Regions from separate parts of the Homo sapiens genome. Here region 2 is linked to region 1. Evidence: chromatin loops called from intact Hi-C (ENCODE). Cell type or tissue: IMR-90. All regions are shown on one strand. Each heading gives the region's core, and the rest is flanking DNA. Links, peaks and the distances in the headings are about the cores only.

Region 1 (5,387 bases), core at 96-5,095:
GTTCATATGGAACCAAAAAAGAGCCCGCATTGCCAAGTCAATCCTAAGCCAAAAGAACAAAGCTGGAGGCATCATGCTACCTGACTTCAAACTATACTACAAGGCTACAGTAACCAAAACAGCATGGTACTGGTACCAAAACAGAGATATAGACCAATGGAACAGAACAGAGCCCTCAGAAATAATGCCACATATCTACAACCATCTGATCTTTGACAAACCTGACAAAAACAAGCAATGGGGAAAGAATTCCCTATTTAATAAATGGTGCTGGGAAAACTGGCTAGCCATATGTAGAAAGCTGAAACTGGATCCCTTCCTTAAACCTTATACAAAAATTAATTCAAGTTGGATTAAAGACTTACATGTTAGACTTAAAACCATAAAAACCCTAGAAAAAAACCTAGGCAATACCATTCAGGACATAGGCATGGGCAAGGACTTCATGTCTAAAACACCAAAAGCAATGGCAACAAAAGCCAAAATTGACAAATCGGATCTAATTAAACCAAAGAGCTTCTGCACAGCAAAAGAAACTACCATCAGAGTGAACAAGCAACCTACAGAATGGGAGAAAATTTTTGCAATCTACTCAGACAAAGGGCTAATATCCAGAATCTACAATGAACTCAAACAAATTTACAAGAAAAAAACAAACAACCCCATCAACAAGTAGGTGAAGGATATGAACAGACACTTCTCAAAAGAAGACATTTATGCAGCCAAAAAACACATGAAAAAATGCTCATCATCACTGGCCATCAGAGAAATGCAAATCAAAACCACAATGAGATACCATCTCACACCAGTTAGAATGGCGATCATTAAAAAGTCAGGAAACAACAGGTGCTGGAGAGGATGTGGAGAAATAGGAACACTTTTACACTGTTGGTGGGACTGTAAACTAGTTCAACCATTGTGGAAGTCAGTGTGGCGATTCCTCAGGGATCTAGAACTAGAAATACCATTTGACCCAGCCATCCCATTACTGGGTATATACCCAAAGGATTATAAATCATGCTGCTATAAAGACACATGCACACGTATTTTTATTGTGGCACTATTCACAATAGCAAAGACTTGGAACCAACCCAAATGTCCAACAATGATAGACTGGATTAAGAAAATTTGGCACATATACACCATGGAATACTATGCAGCTATAAAAAATGATGAGTTTATGTCCTTTGTAGGGACATGGATGAAGCTGGAAACCATCATCCTCAGCAAACTATCACAAGAACAAGGAACCAAACACTGCATGTTCTCACTCATAGGTGGGAATTGAACAATGAGAACACATGGACACAGGAAGGGGAACATCACACACCGGGGCCTGTTGTGGGGTGGGGGGAGGGGGGAGGGATAGCATTAGGAGATATACCTAATGTAAATGGCGAGTTAATGGGTGCAGCACACAACATGGCACATGTATACATATGTAACAAACCTGCACGTTGTGCACATGTACCCTAGAACTTAAAGTATATAAAAAAAAGAAAAATTTCAGAAAACACATTTCTAAAATTTTTATCGCCAAAGAATGACTGCAGCAAAACCGGTGGGGAAAGGGACAGCCAAATCAGGCTATTTAATGCATGCGACAAGCATTCACTTCCGGGGTGAAGAATTCCTTTCCGGCCTACAGACCCCGCCCTCACAAAACTGCGGGCAAGTGAAGCGTGCTTCAGCCTCTTCCTCCCCGCGCCTGTCAGTTCACTCTCACTCGCTCATTCACTGCAGCATGAGCATGCCGAGGACCGTGCCAGATCCTGGGTTCCTCGGGGCAGTGAGGGGCCGGATTAATCTATGCCTCCGTCCTTACCCGTGACCTGTGCACTTGAACATCCTATTCCAAGACAGAAAAGTACTCACGGGGTAGCTCCAGGGACCAGCAGCTCCGGCAGGGACCCCCAGGGAACAGGGCTGCCTGCCAACTGGGACCCCAAAGGCTGCTGGTGAGCCCAGGGCAAGGCCGCTGCACCTGCGCCAGGGATGCTTGAAATCCACCGAAAGGGGACAGCCACGTGCTTCCCCTCAGGGATGGAGAGCCTGAGTTGGGTGTGGACCTCAACACTTCCTGAAAGTGAAAACTGAAAGTGTTTGGACAAACTGAGGAGAAAGTGAGCAACACACCAAAAAGAGCGGTGATGGGGAGGGGAGAAAGAAGGGAGGAGAGAAGGAGTCGGGGGAGGAAGGGAGAAGAGGGAGGGAGGAGGAGGGGGAGAAGGAGAGGGAGGGAGAGGAGCGGGAGGGGGAAGAAGGGGGAAAGAAGAGGAGGGAGAGGGAGGAGAAGGAGGGGAAGGGGGGAGGGAGAAGGAGGAGAGAAGGAGAGGGAGTGGGGAGGAGAAGGAGGCGGGAGGAAGGCGAGGGGTGGGAGATGGAAAGTGGAGAGGACTGGGGAGGGGAGAAGGAGGCAGAGTGGGAGGGGAGAACTTTCAATAAAGTTGCACAAGCTCATTGAAGGAGGAGAAGGAGGGGGAGGGAGGAGGATGGGGAGGGAGATGGAGCGGGGTCGAGAGACAGCAGTAGGAGAGAAAGCAGTCCAGAAGGAAGGGTCCTGGGGAAATGGGCATCACAGTGTCTCCTGGCAGGAGGGTGGTGGGTAAGGAATTTCGACAGTGGACTTGGATAGATTGGGAAGGGCCTCAAGGTAAAGGGTGTTTTCCTACATCCCGGAACAAGTAGTGAGTTGTAAGGACAGGGTTGATAAACTCCCACTCAGGAAAGTTAGAGACATGAAGAAGTAGGTTCCACTGTTTAAAAAAAAAAAAAAAAAGTCGTATATGTCTTATTCAAGTCACCCTATTTTAATTTCATAGTCATCCATTATTCCGTCTCTGCTTTCCTCAGCCTTCAGCCAAGCGGTGACTCTCCCTCTCCCAGTTCCGTGGGTGGCTGGGGTCATGGGGGTGTTCTGTGGCTTCCCTCCCTCTCTCCCACCTCTCTGTTTTTCAGAGTGTGGCCCTCTTTACCCCACTCCGTAAAAGACACTGTCATACATGAACGCCGTCTGTGTGTGGCCCTGGAGCCCCTCCAGCCAGATACTAACAGCCACAGCCAGAAAAGGCAAAACATGGATTATAAACTTCAGTGTTAATGTTAGGACTAGCAGTGGCCATGGTGCTTACGCTATTTCTTCTGAAACAGGAACAGAAAGAATAAATGTTCTGGGTTTTTATGAAATGAGTCATCATTGGCAAAAAATTTCTGATCGTTGTATTGCAAGTCATTTGTATTAACTTCTGAAAATATCTGTTTTCTTAATACGTGAAAAAGCATAAAATCAAGAATTTGCCATTTAAAAAATAGACAATACTTTCCGCCCCCCCTTTAAATCCTATTTATGGCAACATTTAAATGACTTACCACAAATTGAAGTGTTAAGAATTATGAAAGAGCCAACTGGAGGCTCCCTTATATCACTGCTCCTATTCTGAAAGAAATGGAGCTCTTTCAGCCATTTTCAGTATTTCCAAGAGTTAAACAGAAATCATAAGTTCACTTTCAATAAAGTTGCACAAGCTAATTGAAATGTCAAGCATTGATTCTGCCTGGGATTGTATTAATGTAATGTGGCAACACCGCTTATCTCTTGCAGATCAAGATTTCTGTTAGAGAGAAAAGAGAAGAGAAGGGAAAAAGGAAGAAGAGAGGGAGAGAAAGAGAAAAGGAGCAAGATTTAGCTCTAGACTTGAGCCAATCTGTTACATTAAGCAATTTTAATCTCAGTAGGTCTGTTTTCTCATCTGTAATTTGGGCACAATCCTGACTTCATGGTGCTCCAGTGAGCTTTGGGAATAATCCATGTTAGCACTCATAGCGTGGAATCACCAACATTTTTTGAGTGCTTACTATGTCCTAGGCCCTGTTCTAGGTGCTTTTCATGGATTCATTAAAAAAATCATGAATTTGGCACACGTATTATCCTCCTCTTAGAATGAGGAAATTGAGATACAGAGCAGTTTGTAAGAACTTATGTGTAAGTCCACACAGCTAATGAACTGGGGTTCTAACCAAGGTAATCCGGTTAAGAGCCCATGCTCTTTGCTGCAAATCCATGTCCTTAACCACACTGTACTGTTACCTTAATAGGAGAAATATGAAGCTATTGTGTGATCAATTCTGTCAGTACTATTATTCCATGTCACTTTTATTAAAAATGAGAAAAAGAAATTGCTATCAAATAAATATATCATGTTTAGTAGACAAAACTTTTCAAATCTCAGGATCTGTGGTGGTAAAATGGTTGGTAATCATTGCACTGTAATGGGGAATTTGACATTTTATAGTCAGTCATTAATTTAGCTACTAGGATGACTCTGATATAAATGGACTTCCTATCATTCATTCATTTTTTCAATCATTCATTCATTCACCAACTACATGTCAAGCACTGCACTATATGCTGTTATGTGAACAGATCGCTATGTCATCAAGTCAAATACAGTGTTATTCTGAAACCACAATGTACTTGTAATTTATGTTTTAATACTCGTTAAATAACAAAACATAGATTCCTAAGTGTATGCTCTGAAATCACAAATCCTGCATTTGATGTACTTTTCCATTTGGTTTGTGTTACTAATTTTTAATTTACTTACGTGCCATTACACAAAAAAAATGTATTTTCGCAAACACACAAAAGGTCTCATGCTACCTCTGAGAAGATTTAATGAATTAATGTATTGCAAACGAATTAATGTAATACAAATAAATAAGAAAAAATTATCCCCAAATAATCCTTACATACAATGGATTTTAAAACAAAAAATACATAAGGCATAGGTCCTAATACACAGTTCTTATAAATCAACTTGGAAATTTTTTTTTTAAGTAAAAAATTTCTAACTACAACCAATTAGAATGCAATTAGCTGCAGTGGATAGCACATTTCCAATTGTCCAACAGTAAGTTATTCGGTTGACAGGTTAACCATGCTCCTTGTGCCGCCATTTTCTCATTTTCTGCTTCCCTGAATCTCTTCCTTTAGCCTAGTGCCTTTCATGAATGTGTAAAGATAAGAGCCTGCAAGAACAGAGTTTTGAGGTGGAACTCGTTGAGACACTTTGGCTCCTCGTTAGCAGTTCTTACAGGAAATAGCCCAGTGAGTTACTTGAGGTTTCACATGCCAGAGTGAAGCCTCCTTTCAGTAGTTAGGCTGCCTCTGTATGACATCTTTACAGCTTGAAAATGCACATATACACCATGGAATACTATGCAGCCATAAAAAATGATGAGTTCATGTCCTTTGTAGGGACATGGATGAAATTGGAAATCATCATTCTCAGTAAACTACCACAGGGACAAAAAACCAAACACCGCATGTTCTCACTCATAGGTGGGAATTGAACAATGAGAACACATGGACACAGGAAGGGGAACAT
Region 2 (5,387 bases), core at 259-5,258, 59 kb after region 1:
CTTCCAGTGGGGCTTACCAAAAAGATTTTTTTTTTTTTTTGAGATGGAGTCTCGCTCTGTCGCCCAGGCTGGAGGGCAGTGGCAGCATCTCAGCTCACTGCAACCTCCGCCTCCCCAGTTCAAGGGATTCTCCTGCCTCAGCCTCCCGAGTAGCTGGGACTACACGCACGTGCCACCATGCCAGGCTAATTTTTTGTATTTTTAGTAGAGATGGGGTTTCACCATGTTAGCCAGGATGGTCTTCATCTCCTGACCTCGTGATCCACCCCCTTGGCCTCCCAAAGTGCTGGGATTACAGGCATGAGCCACCGTGCCCAGCCCCAAAAAGATTTTTTAAAGAGAAAGATTGAGTTGGCCTGTGTCTACAGCCCTTCATCTTTGGCACGTTTTCTCCTCCTCTCCCTTCTGTCTGAGCTCATGAGTGATGTCTGGATGTAAGGGAATACATGACAATTTAGGCCCATGATGACACTCACATTGTGATGGTGGAGGAGGAAGGTAAAAGGAACTCAGGTCCTTGATATATCAGGGGAAACCTCTTACTTTTAAAAGCTTACTGCCTTGTTCATTACCACATGCCTGCTACGGTGCTTGATGCAAAGTAGAAACAATAACTATGGAATGAATGAAGGAATGCAAGGGAAAGGAAGGTATGCAGTCCGTAGTAGCACTGAGCATGAGCTTCCTCTAAGGCCAAGTTTCTTCATTCCTTTTAAAGGTTTAAAGGTTCTGTGGATATATAAATATAAATATTAGGATATGAGTATCTACTATTCTCTCATTGGTCATTCATCTGATTTGAAAGCCTAAAACTTTGGTTAAAAATGCAGGTATTATATGGACAGATAAACATGTTATATTAATATTAATGCTCAAATTAGCCTATCTGGTTATCTATTTATAATTTGCTTACCAGTAACTTGGAGGAATAGGGCCAGGACCCGAGACAAATGTTCATGGGGAAAAGGAAGCAAATTGGAGAGAATGGGAAGGGGATGTCAAAATATAGTCTGGAATATGATGAAGCGTTCCTGTAGCAGTATCTGTGTTGGCAATAAACAGTGATGCTTCCTTAGTTCACATAGGACAGCTCTCTAAGAATCTCTGGGTATAACTGTAATCTCCTTTACACTGGAAACATTTGCAATACCAGTACAGCCACCAGAGGAGTGGTATCATTTTTACTAACTGAAATACAATTTTATAACTACATTGAGAACTGCTACAGGACAGGGATTCAGGGCTGTGGCTGAAGTATTGGTAGAAATGGAAATGTTCTTTTTGTTGCAATTGTCAGTCTCAGATCCCATTCATGGGAATAACAGCGAACTGTGAACTGATTGCCTGTAGCCACTTCTCATATTGTTATAGTTAATGCACATAGCAGTAAGTATCCTATCTCAGGCTGCTATAATGAAGTGTTATAGACTGGGTAGCCTGTAAACCACAGAAACTTATATCCCACATTTCGGGAAGCTGGAAGTCAGAGTGTCAGCGTGGTCCGGTTCTGGGGAAAGCCAGCTTCTTCGTCCATAGATGGCTGTCTTCTTGCTGTGTCCTCAGTTGGTGGAAAAGGGGCCAGGGCGCTCCCCAGGCTCTCTATTTTAAGGGCACTAATCCATTCATGAGGGCTCCACCCTTGTGACCTAATCACCTCCCAAAGACCCCATCTTCTAATACCATCATATTAGGTATTAGGTATTAGGGTGATTTCAACATATGAATTTGTGGGGGGCATAAACTTTCAATCCATAACAGTAAGTAAAAGGAAAAAATGTAAAAAAGAATAAAATAGTATCTTCTGAGGGATGTTACTTAGTCATAATAGTTACTTTAAGAGAAGAAAGGACCCGAATTCATTATCAAGGAGTTTATCCTTAGTTCCTAAGAAGAGAAACTGGTGAACTCCTTTAAAACATATGCCACTGAAAATGTAGATAAGTAATAGGAAACAGAATACAAAGAGAAAAGAAACAGGTGCTGAGAGTTTTCTAGTCCTTTGATGCTAAGCCTACATTTTTAAACATTAAATGATATTAAAAATAAATAATATTTTGATCCAATGACTATAAAATACCAATATAGTGAAAAGCAGAAGTTGACAGTTGACACGCTATCACATTACGTGTCTACAAGAGCCAAAGTAAATAAAATATAGATTAATTGGGATTATGATTTTTTGAAAGTACTTCTGTTTAGCTTTAATAAATAAGTCCTGTATTCACATAATGTTTAAAATATTGTTTCTTTTTTATTTATTTATTTTTTAATGAGAGGAATTTCACTAATGTTCTTCATTTCCTGAATAGCTACAGCAGCTATCTCACCATGTCAAACACTGGGGCCCATGACTCAGAAAAGACTTGTGGAAACATAAACGTCTTGTTAACAATTGAAGCACTGTTAGCAGGGAAAGGGGCAGGCTTAGACAAGACAAGCTAGGTAAGGCGTTTATCTTCTCTTTTGGAGGAAAATAAACAATTTGGATTGGTTGGAGAAAAAGATTGAAAATGTATTGAAAGACAAATAAAAAATGTGATAAACACTGGCCCTCTGTACGGAAAGACAAACTTTACATCTTCATAGGAAAAAAATGCAGCTCAAAATCCAGCCCCAGCAAGCCAAGGTAGCTGTCAAAGATTGCAGAGAAGCAAACTCTCAGAAAACACTTTCTTGTGCTTTGTCCCTGATGGTTGAAGGGAGTGAGTAAAAAGCCCTGGAGCCTGGCTAGCAGATGTGTGGCCACACTCTCATCACAAGAAATACAAGAGAAGAAAGAATCTTTCTGAAAGTTGATAGCAAATGATATTTCTATCTTAGCAGCCTAAATATGCATAGTTTATATGGGCTTCAAAGGGGGATCTCTACAGCTAGAGATAATACTGATTGAGGTATTCACGATACGGCAATGGACAGATTGCCTTCATATGCGCTGTACTGTCTGAGGTCCAGTGTGTAAGATTTATCTAGATGGGCACCATATTTTGAAAAGACTAATTCAGGATATGGGAAGCTTAAGATTGCCTTCATTTGCACTGCAATGTCCTAGGTCCAATATAAGATTATCTGGATGAGCACAATATTTTGGAAAGAGTAGTTCAGGAAATATCACCACCTACGAAAGGCATGTATTTTTTAGCAGAAACTGCAGTGAGAGACAGATGATGCATACATTGCAAGCTTCTAATTCTAGCAAAGGGGTACAGGTCCTACCATGGCCACTCTGAGTAGCCACCTCAGACAAGCATGACATGCATAGCCAGCCCCTGGAGGGAGTTTCCCAGATGAAGGAGCTCTGCCTTTGGAAACGTACTGTTTTCTCCACTTCCTTGAACTCTTCCCCAGGTCTATATTGGGCAAAAGGAAGGGGATCCAGGATCTCCATATGGAATGCTAGGCCTCATCTCCACTTGCCTCCCCAGGGATAAACTTTCTCTTCTGTCAGAGGCATGGTACAGAAACTTAAGGAAAATAAGGCAGGGCAGCAGTCCTCGGGGGGAGGGTGGCTGAAGCAGTTTTCACCTCTCTTCATCATCTTCCTCAAGGAGAACCACAAGCAATAAAAAGATTACGTCATCAGGTATTAGATTGGGCATGAATCTTAAACAATAGTACAAAGGACAGCAGAACCATCATAATTATTAGGCTCCTCCATAAGGCACTTCCTGGTTCCTTGAGCCACAGTTGGCCAATCCCTAGTAATTGCCACCTCAGGACTTTATGTCTACTTTTATTGAAACACTTAATGAGTTGAAGTAAAATCATTTATTACATGTCTGTCTCTTTCCTCTTGTGGCCTGTTAAATGTTGGGTCCTTCATGGCACATCGGATGTCTTCTAGATCATTATTTCATCCCTAATCTATCCCCCTTGTCCCCAAACCTACACATGCCTAACATTTGTCTGGCACTTACAAGGCAGTAGTAAAACAGTCATTTGTTGAACAAATAAATTAATGACTTGCAATCTGAGCCAATACATTATTAAAGCAAAGTTTCCTGGCCAGGCGCAGTGGCTCACACCTGTAATCCCTGCACTTTGGGAGGCCAAGGTGGGCAGATCACCTGAGGTTCAAGACCAACCTGGCCAACATGATGAAACCCCGTCTCTCCTAAAAACACAAAAATTAGCCAGGCGCAGTGGTGCTTGCCTGTAATCCCAGCTACTTGGAAGGCTGAGGCAGGAGAATCACTTGAACCCAGGAGCAGAGTTTGCAGTGAGCCCAGATTATGCCATTGCACTCCAGCTTGGGCAACAGAGTGAGACCTGTCTCAAAAAAAGAGAAAAGTTTCCATATAGAAGATCAAGAATGACCTAACACATTTTTGTCCCCGAGAATTGTATCAACTTCAAAGTTAGAAAATAAAGGAACTTGTATTAAAAACATATGGAATATTTGTATATATGTGTGCATTTTCTTCCCAATATATTATTTTGAGTCTAAATATTCCAATAGAATTCTTCTAAACAAAATTCCATATTTCTGTTTGTGAAATAATTTTGTATTGAATACTTCATGCATTAGTCCATTTTCACACTGCTACAAAGATACTACCTGAGATTACATAATTTATAAAGAAAAGAGGTTTAATTGACTCACAGTTCCACATGGCTGGGGAGGCCTCAGGAAGCTTACAATTATGGCAGAAAGAGAAGCAGGTACATCTTACATGGTGGCAGACAAGAAACCATGAAAGGAAGGGGGAAGAGCCTCTCATAAAACCATCAGATCTTGTGAGAACTCACTAGCACGAGAAAAGCATGTGGGAAACTGCACCCATGAGCCAATCACATTCTTCCCTCAACGCGTGAAGATGACAGGTCCCTCCCTCAACACGTGGGGACTACAATTCGAGATGAGATTTGGGTTAGAACACAAAGCCAAACCATATCATTCTGCCCCTGGCTCCTCCCAAATCTTATATCTTTTCACATTTCAAAACCAATCACGCCTTCCCAACAGTCCCCCAAGTCTTAACCCATTTCAGCATTAACTCAAAAGTCCAAGTCCAAAGTCTGATCTGAGATAGGCAAGTCCCTTCCATCTATGAGCCTGTAGAATCAAAAGCAAGTTACTTACTTCCTAGATATAATAGGGGCACAGGCACTGGGTAAATGCACCCGTTCCAAATGGGGGAAACTAACCAAAATGAAAGGGCTACCGGTCCCACTCAAGTCTGAAATCCAGTGGGGAAGTCATTAAATCTTCAAGCTCCGAAATGATCTCCTTTGACTCTATGTCTCACATCCAGGTCATGCTGATGCAAGAGGTGGACTCCCACAGTCTTCGGGAGCTCAGACCCTGTGGCTTTGCAGGGTACACATGGAAGCTGCCAAGGCTCGGGGCTTGCACTTGACCAGCTCAATATACTGCAAAATGAGTATGT

The links. Hi-C counts contacts between places; a loop is a spot of excess contacts. Peaks named below come from ENCODE experiments on the same cell type or tissue, not always from the same donor. Only the 100,000 strongest peaks of a DNase experiment are listed, where the experiment ranks them.
Region 2: a loop joins it to region 1, with 8 times the contacts of the local background. A loop is called at or near these places in 3 of 110 quality-filtered maps.

The regions. Positions count from the first base shown.
Region 1 is chr4:186,837,478-186,842,864 of GRCh38, reverse strand. LOC124900877 (a long non-coding RNA gene) reads left to right here and starts at 2,047. Exons shown (of 2, transcript XR_007058506.1): 1 at 2,047-2,123; 2 at 3,602-4,469. LOC102723906 (a long non-coding RNA gene) reads right to left here and starts at 2,203. Exons shown (of 5, transcript XR_939594.3): 1 at 1,876-2,203. In IMR-90, for the core only: no CTCF peak of the experiment used is centred there; DNase peaks (open chromatin) are centred at 2,404 and 3,154; H3K4me3 peaks cover 337 bases; H3K27ac peaks cover 1,904 bases.
Region 2 is chr4:186,778,723-186,784,109 of GRCh38, reverse strand. No RefSeq gene overlaps it. Among named protein-coding and RNA genes, the nearest start is that of FAT1, 58 kb to the right of the region's middle. In IMR-90, for the core only: no CTCF peak of the experiment used is centred there; a DNase peak (open chromatin) is centred at 2,369; H3K27ac peaks cover 1,191 bases.